Linked DNA regions of Homo sapiens: region 2 is linked to region 1. The links are chromatin loops, found by intact Hi-C in ENCODE. Cell type or tissue: mucosa of descending colon. All regions are shown on one strand. Links, peaks and the distances in the headings refer to the core of each region. The heading gives the core; the rest is flanking DNA. Region 1 has its middle 23 kb from the start of CWH43. Region 2 overlaps FRYL (FRY like transcription coactivator).

Region 1 (2,929 bases), core at 95-2,594:
GGCTTGGTCACAACTGGAAGTTGGGGGGTGGGGGTGCTTTTAGGTCATAGATTGATTCAAAGACTTTCTGATTGGTAATTGCTTTAAAGAGTTTATCTAAAGACCTAGAATCCATAGAAAAGAGTGTCTGGGTTAAGACAAGGGGTTGTGAAGACCAAGGTTCTTATTATGCAGATGAATCTTCTAGGTAGCAGGCTTCAGAGAGAATAGATTGTAAATGTTTCTTATCAGACTTAAAAAGATAACAGAGTCTTAATTAATTCTCTCTTGGATCAGGGAAAGTACCTGGAAAGGGAAAGGGATTCTCTACAGAATGTAGATTTTCCCCATAAGATACAGCTTTGCAGGACCATTTCAAACTATGTCAAAGAAATATATATTAGGGTAAAATACTTTGATTTCTTTCAGGGCCTGCTATCTGTCATGTATCTATACTTGAGTCAGGCTGGAATTTGGTGTCTTATTGCTACAAAAAGTCTTAAGATTTCTGTTTTAATGTTCATGCTGGTCAGTAGTGCCTGAATTCTGAAGGGAAGGGGTATAATGAGGAATGTCTGACTCCCCCTTCCATCATGACCTGAACTAGGGTATTTTTTTTTTTTTTTCGAGATGGAGTCTAACTCTGTTGCCCAGGCTGGAGTGCAGTGGTACGAGCTCAGCTCACTGCAGCCTCGACCTCCCTGGTTATTCTCCTGCCTCAGCCTTTCCAGTCGCTGGGACTACAGGTGTGCACCACCAGGCCTCGCTAGTTTTTGTATTTTTGGTAAAGATGGAGTTTTACTTTGTTGGCTAGGCTGGTATCAGACTCCTAACCAAGAACCCATCTTGGCCTCCCAAAGTGCCAGGATTACAGGCATGAGCGCACCTGGCCCTGAACTAGTTTTTCAGGTTAACTTTGGAATGCCGTTGGCTGAGAGGAGAGGTCCCTTCAGATGAATGGGGGTTGGGGGGGGGGGCTTAGAATTTTATTTTTAGTTTACAGTAGTAAAACCAAGTAATTAAAATATGGGTAAAGATTGATGTACTATTAAATGTAAAACTCCTTTGGTACATTTCAGCTCTATAGGGAAGCTATATTTATGGTTCATATCTTTCTTATAACATTCTTCTAAAATAATCCAAAGCACCAAAGTGAAACATCTGGTACCAGGCAGTATACAAAAATAATATTTTATCTTGCTGGTATTTTTAATGGCAAACGTAGGCATTATTTTGAATTGCTCTACCTCACTGCCACCTGCTGGTCATGGTGCAGTATAACTAACGTTCTGGTGGCCATACTGGTCAGCATCTGAATGAGCGCCTCCTCGAGGTTGCAGAAAGAGGCCCCAATTTCTTCCTATTAAGTAAATACATTGCCTTTTAACTTACATCCAGAGGCAGGTCCAAGTTTTTGTGGGAACTGTAGCATATTCCATTTTAGGACTCCTCTTTAAAATGAAAAAACATAAAATTACAAATATAATATCAAGTATGGAAGAGAATACGTATTTTAGAATGAGAAACAAAATTGCAACAAGTTGCAAATTTCAAAAAGGTGACAATTACTATGCACACCACACAAGACAGAAAAATAAATGTTTTGTAGATTAACTGTCTCACATACATCTTTCCTCTAAAGTTAAAAAAATTCTTTGTCTCTTCATAAAAATGATTTTGCAATTTATTTTGAGACTGGAGTCTCACTCTGTAGCCCAGGCTGGAGTGCAATGGCGTGATCTTGGCTCACTGCAACCTCTGCCTCCTGGGTTCAAGTGATTCCTCCTCAGCCTTTTGAGTAGCTGGGACTCCAGGCACACGCCATCACGCCTGGCTAATTTTTTGTATTTTTAGTAGAGAAGGGGTTTCACCATGAGTTTGAGGCCAGGCTGGTCTCAAACTCCAGACCTCAAGTGATCTGCCCACCTCAGCCTCCCAAAGTGCTGGGATTACAGATGTGAGCCACCACATCCAGCCAGGCAATATTTTTTACAGTGAGAATAGAAAGATCATTTGGCTTTTCCTCTATCATGGTTCATCAAAATTTGTTTACTGTTGACAGTTGAGAAGAGTTTCCTTGAGCTTCACAATTCACAGGTAATGTCATGTACATTCTGAGGCTTGTGGTCAAATTTGGGGAACTCTCTGTAATTCACTTATGGGCCGTAAGATCTGAGGACATTTTCCAGTTTTCTTGTGCAGTGTCTAATATTGAATACTGTTTGCATTGACAGCATTCATTTCCCAGTTTGTTTTTCCATCCTCCTTGTAGCGGAATACTGTGATTTCTATCTTTTAAGATGGCAGTGTCATGTCAAATTAGCAAGAAATTTAAATATTTTCCCTGTGTGTTCACATTGTTTGCTCTTTTTCATTAACGGGATTATCAAACAACCCAAAAACCTATTTATTACTTCTATTTGAAATGTATCTCCTCCTCTGTGCTATGATCTGAAATTTTTGGTCATAATTTCCTTCTCAATGTTAGACTTTCTCTTGATTCCATTCTTTATTGTAGCCACTTTTGCTTCACATTCCATTTTTTCCCCTGAATTTTCTTCCAGTTCTTTAATAAGTATATGACAAAGTTGGGCATGGTGGCTCATGCCTATAATCCTAGCACTTTGGGAGGTTGAGGCAGGAGGATTGCTTTAGGCAAGGAGTTTGAGACCAACCTGGGTAACACAGTGAGGCCACACCTCTACAAAAAATAAAAAGCCAGGCATGGTGGCACGTGCCTGTAGTACTAGCTTGGGAAGCTGCAGTGGGCAGGTTGCTTGAGCCCAGGAGTTTGAGACTGCAATGAGCTGTGATTGCTCTAGGGCACTCCAGCCTGGGTGACAGCAAGACCCTGTCTCTAAAACAAAACAAAACACAATTAAAAAACCCCAAAACCAATAAATAAATAAATAAATAAATAATAAGTCAAATGATGTCTGTCACTTTTCAC
Region 2 (2,929 bases), core at 160-2,659, 390 kb before region 1:
CATATTCTATATATCTTTAATTCATATACATGAACTATAAGTGCATGAATACATCTCTTTTAATTTATACGAATTAAATGTTTATTTTATTTTGTATCTACCTTTTAGACTTACGTATTTTTCACCTCTCTATGTAAATTAATATACTTCTGTGACATTATTTTGATTAACTATATGCTATATCAATATAAAGTATCATATTTTATATAACCAAAGTTTTGTTGTTTGACATTTTAGCTAATAGCAATTTTTCCCTATTATACACAATACTATACATTTGAATATATGGTTAATTATTTTCTTAGGTAATTCTTGAAAATGAAATCACAGAGTCAAAGAAGATACATATTTTCAAGGCTTCTGCCAAATTTCTGTCTTGAAAGATTACATCAATAAAATATTTTGAAACAATTCCATAAATCTTTCCAAATACCGAAATTATGTTAGAATTAAGAACTGAGAGCAAAACGAAAGAGGAAAAATACAAATATATAATCCTTGCCTTCAACTAGTTTTGTAATATGTTAAGGTAAGTAATGCAAACACATCACTTTGTTAATTCAGCAAGAGCATCATAGAACAATGTCCTAGTATGTTAGAAAACGATCTAAGCACTGGTAACGTATCAGTCAAAAAAACTGTCAAAAAAATCACTGCCCTCATGCAGGCCATGGGAGACATACAATAAAGAAATAAATAAAACAATGTCAGATGGTGCTAAGTTTGATGAAGAAAAATAGAGCAGAAAAGGGAGATAAAGAATGCTGGTAGGATATGGGGTTATAATTTAAAATATGGTAATTAGGGAAGGCTACTTAAGGTCATAAATGGTATGCAAGGTGGCAAATGTCAATCTTTATTTAAAAAGTAACATCCAGACCAGGTGTGGTGGCTCATAGCTATAATCCCAGCACTTTGGGAGGCTGAAGTGGGAGGACTGCTTGAGCCCAGAAGTTCGACATTGCAATGAGCTATGATTACACCTCTGCATTCCAGCCTAAGTGACAGAGTGAGACCCTGCCTCTTTAAAAAAAAAACAAAAAACAAAACACAAAACAAAAAAGAAATCCAATACACAATACCTGAGAACATATATATACAATTAGCATGTATATGTAGAAATATATATACATATATATATATTCAAATCCAAAAGTAAGAAGGACTACTCTGGGTAGGAAGTTTAAGAGATTTTAAAAAATAAGATTGAATTTGAACTATATTAGATACGGATATGCAAAAATTAAAAAAAAAAAGGTATCCTACGCTCATGTGAACAAAAGCTCACAAAATGGAAACTATCAACCACACTTAATGAACTCTGAGGGGATAATTTGGTTCCAACTTTGAAAGTATTGATAGAAAGTAAGAAAAAAGGTACAGAGTGAAGTCAGGTTTGAAGAGCCTTTAATGTAGGCCTCCAGTGATAGGTCAATCCAGATGCTGGGTTTACATGGGCAAGTTATATGCTGAGAGGACTCATTCCATTCAATGTGATCAGTGGTGTACTCTGTAAGGAGAAATCAGGAACCCAAACCCAGATTCAAAAATTCTCCTCTGTATTTAAGAGCAAAAAAACAAAACAAAACAAAAACTAACTGAAATTTATAATGACCTTGGTCAACTCTCCATTTCATCATCAGTTATTCCAAATCTTTACCAACATCCTCAAATCTCCTACTCAGTGTGTTATTACCACTCCCCACCAGAAGGTGGCCTTCCTTACACTGTCATCGGGAAAAGTAAGGCCACTGAGCTGAGTTTCGCTCTGCTTCTCACCCTTTATCTACAAACTTCTGTGTCTACATCCATACTCATCCTTAGATTCTTTCCCAATTTTTTCCCTTAACACAGATTCGATGGACACAACTATGTACCAAGTACAGTGTTATTAAGTAAATTAATAATTAAAATTTGGTGAGACTGTATTACATGAAAAGGATGAAGAAGTTATGAGACTATGTCCTTGACAACATTCTTCTCCCTCCTTAAGACATCAATGCAGTATCACATATTATTTATGGGCCTTCCAATCTGTAATACTTTTGAATTTTTCAAATAAATACATATGAAAGCTGACAGTCTATACATTTTTAAATTTACACTAGGAAAATAACTTACTTTATATCGACCTGAGGGGACAACAACTGAAGTCTTGTGTATGCAAACATCCAAGCATAGCTCACAGCTGTAGAGCAGTGTTTAGGAAGATTTTCTTGCTTTAAAAAACTGGAGAGACTTATAATCCATGGGTCTTGGCCTTGGGTCACATGTGCAAATATCCATATATGTGATGGACTAATCACATCAAACTGGTGGCTAATAGGAGAAGAGTTCCATTCTGCTAAAGTTTGTAAATCTATCGAGCTAGGGCAATAGAGCAAAGTAGTCTATATGGAGAGGAAAAAATTGATTATTACACATTTCAATAACTTTGAAATTTTACCATATAAATTGCTTTAAACTGAAAGTGGTGTATTAGTAGTTTCTAAAACAAGATAATATAAAGTCCATGGTAGGTTGAAGGGAGTAGAGAATTCCTGAAACTGCATGTAAAGTTTCTGTATGTGCATACATGTCTTTTTTTTGGAGAGGGATTCCACTGTTTTCATTATTCTCAAGAGGACTATAAACCAAAGAAGTTCAGGACCACTATTTAAGTAATTCTTAAATAAATATCCAAATTTCATCGTATACCAAAAGCTGCCAGAGAACTAAAGAGTGAACCATTAACTTTCATGTTGACCTGTATCTATGTATGTGTGGAACAGACTCAAAAATGAGCTCTTCTCCAGAGGTATATATTCTTAAATACTTGTTCAATATTTGAACTCTTATACTGAAGAGATAAACATTTATGTTCAAAGAAAAGTATATTAAGCACTGCTTTAGGCACAAGAAACAAGTCATCCATTACTCTCTTTTTGGA

Evidence for each region. A loop is a pair of places that touch in the nucleus more often than their neighbours do. Peaks named below come from ENCODE experiments on the same cell type or tissue, not always from the same donor. Only the 100,000 strongest peaks of a DNase experiment are listed, where the experiment ranks them.
Region 2: it touches region 1 in a loop (13-fold over the local background); 100 of 110 quality-filtered maps call a loop at or near these places.

The regions. Positions count from the first base shown.
Region 1 is chr4:48,961,981-48,964,909 of GRCh38, forward strand. No RefSeq gene overlaps it. Among named protein-coding and RNA genes, the nearest start is that of CWH43, 23 kb to the right of the region's middle. RefSeq lists an enhancer at 1,229-1,368. In mucosa of descending colon, for the core only: a CTCF peak has its summit at 1,266 (motif pointing left); no DNase peak of the experiment used is centred there.
Region 2 is chr4:48,576,852-48,579,780 of GRCh38, forward strand. It overlaps FRYL (FRY like transcription coactivator), which reads right to left. Exons shown (of 64, transcript NM_015030.2): 23 at 2,122-2,390. Among named protein-coding and RNA genes, the nearest start is that of ZAR1, 88 kb to the left of the region's middle. In mucosa of descending colon, for the core only: a CTCF peak has its summit at 1,716 (motif pointing right); no DNase peak of the experiment used is centred there.